2 separate regions of the Mus musculus genome follow, and region 1 is linked to region 2. The links are chromatin loops, found by intact Hi-C in ENCODE. Cell type or tissue: heart. All regions are shown on one strand. Links, peaks and the distances in the headings refer to the core of each region. The heading gives the core; the rest is flanking DNA. Region 1 overlaps Gm32838 (a long non-coding RNA gene). Region 2 holds the start of Sspn (sarcospan).

Region 1 (2,907 bases), core at 183-2,682, 77 kb before region 2:
TTGAAGAAAAAAAGAAAAAGGATCAACACTTTTATCCATTAGGGAAATAAAATAACACCAAAGAATAGCGCAAAAGTTATTGGCCAGGTACATCGTCCTCTACCTTTCCGTGGTGACTAGAGAGGAAACCTCATCATTGCCAGCAGAAGGGGGTTTGACACCGTGCTGCCCGTACAGCCACAGAATCTGCCTTTCATCCTAAGAGCAATTTTAGGCTTTAAGTCAGAAACCTCTTAATCCTATTAAAGAAATGTACAAAAAAAAAAAAAATGAGGAAAAGCATCAGAAGAGAGTGTGAAGCCAGGCTAAGTAACACCTCTAACAATCAAAGCCACAGCAGGGGTTGGTGGACCTTCCTGTTCCCAAGCTGATGGCCCCTCAATGGCCTCACCACCTTGGAAGTGGTCTTAGAATCACAGCCAAGTTCTCAGGGCCCAGGAAGAGAAAAGAAAGCTAGTTACAAGTCTCCCACCTGTCCAGTTGTGCTGCCCACCATATTGGCTGTGGGTGGGGCTCCTTCCACAGGATAAGAAGACTTGAGCCCTAGTGGGTAATGCTGGCAGTGTCGACCTGTTCCTGACAGGCTCCAAAGAACTTGCTTCTTCTCCTGGGCTTGGAGATGGTGGCTCAGTGGGTAAGAGCACTTGCTCTTCAAGCACAGTGACGTGAGTTCAAATCGCAGCACCCTTGTGAGGATCTGGATGTGACTGCACTGTGCCTTGTAGCACTGGTATCAGAAAGGTGGAGATGGGTCAACTCTGAGAGCTTGCTGGCCGCTGGCCAGTCAGCCTAGCTAAAAATATGGTCTTCTGGTCCAGTGAGAGACTCTATCTTAAGGGGATAAGGTTAAGAGCAATAGAGGAAGACACCTGATGGTGCACAGGGTACACGAACCTACACACTCATGTACATATATCATATACACCACAGAAAAGAAAAAAAAAAACAAAACACTTGCTTCTCCATGTCTACCTATTTGGCTGGGAGACAAACAGAGGCAGGGGAGGAAAGGGGGAGAGGGAGTACACTGTATAGGGATGTACATATACATATATGGAGGGAGGGGGTGACCATGCATGTGTGGGCCATGTGTAACCATGCACTGTATAGAAATGACCACGCATTTGTACACCTGCATTGAATCAGAACTCAGCTGGCATTTCCCAGGTGCTGCGCACCTTAGGGCTTTTACTTGCTGTTGCTATTGTTTGAGATTGGGGCTCTCATGAGTCTGAGTCCACTGGTTAGGCTGGGCTAGCTGGAGAGTGAGCCCCAGGGATCCACCTCCTTCTGCCTCCGCATCTCTGGGATTACAAGTGTGTGCCACCACACCCAGCTTTTCAACGTGAGTTCTGGGAGACTGAACTTGGGTCCTCGTGCTTGCGATACACTGGGCCACAGCAGCTTGGACTTCTGACCTCAGCTCTGGGATGTCACTGGCTTTGTTCTTGCTGTCCTGATTCCAGGACTACATCTATACACAACACAGCTCTGCTTCTTTTTCTTCCTGGCACCCACAAAGGTCTCCATCTCACCTCAGACACTCATTAACACAGGTGTCTGGGGCTTCCCTAGAAATGATGTGGCTTTTGCTGCTCCTACTGGGCAGAGCCTGCTGTGGCCTTCCCAGAAAAGCCTCTCTCCTTTGTCCTTACAGGGCCTGAATTGGCCTAGTTCTGGGAAGCTGCCCAGTGGGAACCAACCTTGTTTGCAGTCCTTGTCTGTGTTTGGCATAGGGGAGCCTTTCCTCAAGGGACAGCCTGTACCTGAGCTGACTCAAGCCGAAAGGGTGGCCTGGCCTTCCTTTTCCAGATCTGTGGTTTGATAGTATTCCCGACCCAACCACAGTTGCCTTGGCAGCAGGCAGTCCCTGAGGCCTGCCGGGAAAATTCCATACTCCGATTTGGCACCTGTTCCTGGTAGCAGACAGGCCTGGACTGCTAGGGAAGAATGCAGACATGATAAGTTAGATACTGAACTGGTTGGGGCAATGGCAGTCCTTGCAGACAAAAGGAGCCCGAGAAGCTGAGTGAGAGAAATGGCTTCTTGTTGCTCCCGTGTGGGCAGTAAATCCCTGCCCTCCCCAGGATTGCCCTGGTCTGGCAGGATGGAGCACAGATGATCCCCGATGGCCTACGTGCCAGCCACAAGCCACGCTTGAACACTGCTAGTTCAGCCTCCACAGAGAATCCCTTCTCCGGGGATGAGAGCTGCTGTTCCAAACCCCAGTGAACTGGAACGCATCCACCCTGCAGTGCTCTGTGGCTGGCTGAATCGGGATGTTGGCCTGTGTGTGTGGGAAATGTCGCCCGTTTCTCTGAAATCTGAGTATAAAAAGCCATGTGACCATACAGGAGCTATAGTTCTAAAAACGTTCACTGCCTTGTGCTTGATACCCTCAGTTCCTTGGGGTGGCAAGCAAGCTTCTGTCTTAATGATAGTCTAGCATAAAATAATACAAATCGTTGATTTCTGTTTTAGCCTGCTCATTCCAAATGGCTGGTTCGGAACAGGTGAGAGATGAAGGTGAGAAGAGACAGAAATAATACTCCACGACTGTCTCTTTGGCTCTGGGGACATCTCCTAAGAGGTCAACGCTCCTCCTTGTGCTTTGGAGCGTGTGTGTGTGTGTGTGTGTGTGTGTGTGTGTGTGTGTCCGTGTCCCATGCTGGGAGCTGGGAAGCGGGTCCAGTCTCCTGCAGCTGCGGTGCCCAGCCGAGCAGAGAGGGAACAGCGGGAGGTGCAGGCAGGCATAAGCTTTGGTAAACTGTTGTTGACATTACATTTTATCCACAACTAAAAACCACCTTTGAAGGAATGAAATAAAGCAAAATAAACAAAACAAAGAGAGGGAATAGTGAGAGAACCCTGTTTTCTTTACTGGGAGGAGAATGGAGAAGGAAAAGG
Region 2 (2,868 bases), core at 1-2,500:
AAGGGAATTCTCAGTACACAAATTAAACATTTTAAATTACTCTGCAAAGATTTGTGAGTTTGAATAATCTTAATTTAAAAATATCTGCACCTATGAATATGCATCAGGTGTCTTCAGGTTCTGTCCCATACAAAATTATGTTGGGTTGTGTGTGTGTGTGTGTGTGTGTGTGTGTGTGTGGTCAGCAACAGTAAGGATAGAGGGGAGCTGGAAGGCCAAGGGGCCATGTTCATTTCTCCTGACTCTGCCACGTTTACCTTCTGGGCTTGAGGACGTCAGGTATCTTAATGGGCTTCCCCGTGTCCAGAGTGGAATAACAATCCCCACCGTTGCATGGGTCAAACGAGACAGCCTGAGAATTTAGCATTGGCTTTAGATAATAAGGTAAGTATTAGCATAGCCAGAATTCGGCTACAGAGAAGCCAGTCCTGCCTTTGCTTTCCCAGCTCATGACCTTGGGCGGGGCCAGCCTGGTTTCTCTAACTTGAGGACTGTCCCATAAGATGTGAAGTTACAAACACAGGGGAGATCTCTGGCAGAGCCGGCATACAGTAGGTATTCCGTACGCCGTATCTATTTTACTTTCAAGAACTCACACACCAACAGAGTACTGTGCATCTGGCATTAGTACAACCCCAAATGAACTCCACTGGAGCCAGCAAAGCTTCAGCCCACCTTACACTGTGTGGATTAAGCCTGTGCTTGCAGTCGTCTCCAGCCCTGCCTTAGGAAAGTGATTCATGACTCTTACAAGGGAACTGTAGTTTAACAAAGCCAGTGTGGCAACTCCAACTTAAGGTTTTCCTACCCTGCTTTTCCCAGGATGAACTTCATTCAGTGCTACTTATGCAGACGCACGTGGGGCCTGGGGAATGAGACAAGGACCAAGCCACACAGGGTGGGCCTGCAGTTATCTTTGAGGCTATGCGAGATGTCCACGGGGCCTCCCCTGTAGACTGAGTCAGAGCCCTGGGAGGAGCAAGAAGCCTCAGGCAGGCGAAAGCCAGAATCCTGCTCCCAGCCTTCCTCTGGGGAGCCCAAGTGTGCCCAAAGTCAATCTCCAAGCAGTTAGGGGTGCAGCCAGGGTGGGGGCGCATGCAGCTGGGTTAGTCTCCACTCCACCATGCGGCTCGCATGCCCGCTGGTGCTTAGGCCGAACAGACTTGATGCTTACAATGATCCCAGCCCAGAACGGAGTATCTCTGACTAGCAGGGAGGGGCTGATGCTCGCCATGAGGAAGCCCAGCACGGTCACCGCGATGCCCAACGCCAGCTGCAGCAGTGCCAGCAGCAGCGGGAAGCGGCAGCCACAGCAGGTCCGCGCCTCCTCCTCAGGCAGCTCCTGAGCCCTGGGGCTCGGCTTGCGCCCCATGTTCCCTCGGTGGTGCCTGCGCCTGGGCCTTGCTGCTGGGCCTGCCCAGTCTGCTGAGACTGGGCTGAGCAAAAGTGGAAAACACTGGCAGGAGGGGGACCCGAGGGGGGTCGCCAACTGCCAACGCACAGGGACCTGGCGCCCAGGGCCTGTGTGATGGGAATGCCAGCCTGCTTTACTTTTTTGTTTCCAGGAAGTACAAGACAAGGTGATGAATGCTTAAACCGCTTGTGTTTAATTAATAGATCACTGAATCCAAAATGGGCTCGGCTGCACTAAATAAAAGCTGTGGAGTCATTGACAAAAGTTAAATTGAGCTTTTTTTTTTTTTTTTTTTTTTAATGTAATCCAACCGACAAGGAAGAAAGGGAGGGAGAAAGAGAGGGAGCACTGGAGGAAAGGAGGGAGGGTGAGAGAAAGGAGCAAGGAGGGAGGGAGGGGGGAGGGAGGAAGGAAGAAGGAAGGAAGGAAAGAGAAAAACAAACAAAAAACCAGAAAAGAAAAATAAAAAACTTCTTTTCTTATTGAGGTACTCGCATTCAAAATAATTGTTCCTGGCCAGTGAGGTGACTGAGCTGGGAAAACCTGCTGACCTCATTTTGATTTCCAGGATCCACAGTGGAAGCTATCTATGACTCCTCAGAGATGAACCCTTGACCTCCACACGTGTGACTCTCAGACCATACACATGGCTGCACACAATAATAATTAATTAAAACTCAACAATGAAATAACTGTTTGTAGAGAGGCTGGGCTAATCATGACACCTCGCATGCTTGTTTGTCTTTAAAAGCCCTTTGTTCTCATTTATATCTTGCGACTGTCCCATGCAGCCCAGGCTGGGTTCAGACTTGCCGTGTATCCACAGAAGACCTTGACTTTTTAATCCTCCTGTCTCCACCTCCCAAGTGCTGGGATCACAAGTGTGCACCACCCTGTGTTTAAATAATAGTGTCTATGAGGCTCCCAGTGAGTCTTCACACTTGCTAAATGTCCAGGGGGTGTTGGCATGCTGGATAGAGATGGACAGTTGCACCCAGGCAACCTTTAAGGGCTACTTTTAGCACTTGCAATGTGCTAGGACAGGCAGCTATAGATCTGGTGCTCTCCAGGAGGCTCAGAAGAGATGGGTAAACCTGGTTATTTCCCGAAAGATGGTGAACTATGCCTGGGCAGGGCGAAGCCAGAGGAAACTCTGGTGGAGGTCCGTAGCGGTCCTGACGTGCAAATCGGTCGTCCGACCTGGGTATAGGGGCGAAAGACTAATCGAACCATCTAGTAGCTGGTTCCCTCCGAAGTTTCCCTCAGGATAGCTGGCGCTCTCGCTCTTTTCCCGACGTACGCAGTTTTATCCGGTAAAGCGAATGATTAGAGGTCTTGGGGCCGAAACGATCTCAACCTATTCTCAAACTTTAAATGGGTAAGGTTTTGTATACCTTCGTGCAGTACCATTTAGGACAAAGTACAGTGTGCAGCTACTAAGAAATAGTCCCAGT

The links. Hi-C counts contacts between places; a loop is a spot of excess contacts. Peaks named below come from ENCODE experiments on the same cell type or tissue, not always from the same donor. Only the 100,000 strongest peaks of a DNase experiment are listed, where the experiment ranks them.
Region 1: a loop joins it to region 2, with 7 times the contacts of the local background. A loop is called at or near these places in 2 of 42 quality-filtered maps.

The regions. Positions count from the first base shown.
Region 1 is chr6:146,009,481-146,012,387 of GRCm38, reverse strand. All of the region lies in intron 2 of Gm32838 (a long non-coding RNA gene), which reads right to left. The region is part of intron 1 of Gm32914 (a long non-coding RNA gene); the gene reads left to right. Among named protein-coding and RNA genes, the nearest start is that of Gm32914, 3.2 kb to the left of the region's middle. In heart, for the core only: a CTCF peak has its summit at 1,606; DNase peaks (open chromatin) are centred at 1,717 and 2,197; H3K27ac peaks cover 1,534 bases.
Region 2 is chr6:145,932,678-145,935,545 of GRCm38, reverse strand. Sspn (sarcospan) reads right to left here and starts at 1,424. Exons shown (of 3, transcript NM_010656.3): 1 at 1,175-1,424. The coding sequence starts at 1,372. In heart, for the core only: no CTCF peak of the experiment used is centred there; DNase peaks (open chromatin) are centred at 535 and 1,365; H3K4me3 peaks cover 1,489 bases; H3K27ac peaks cover 2,432 bases.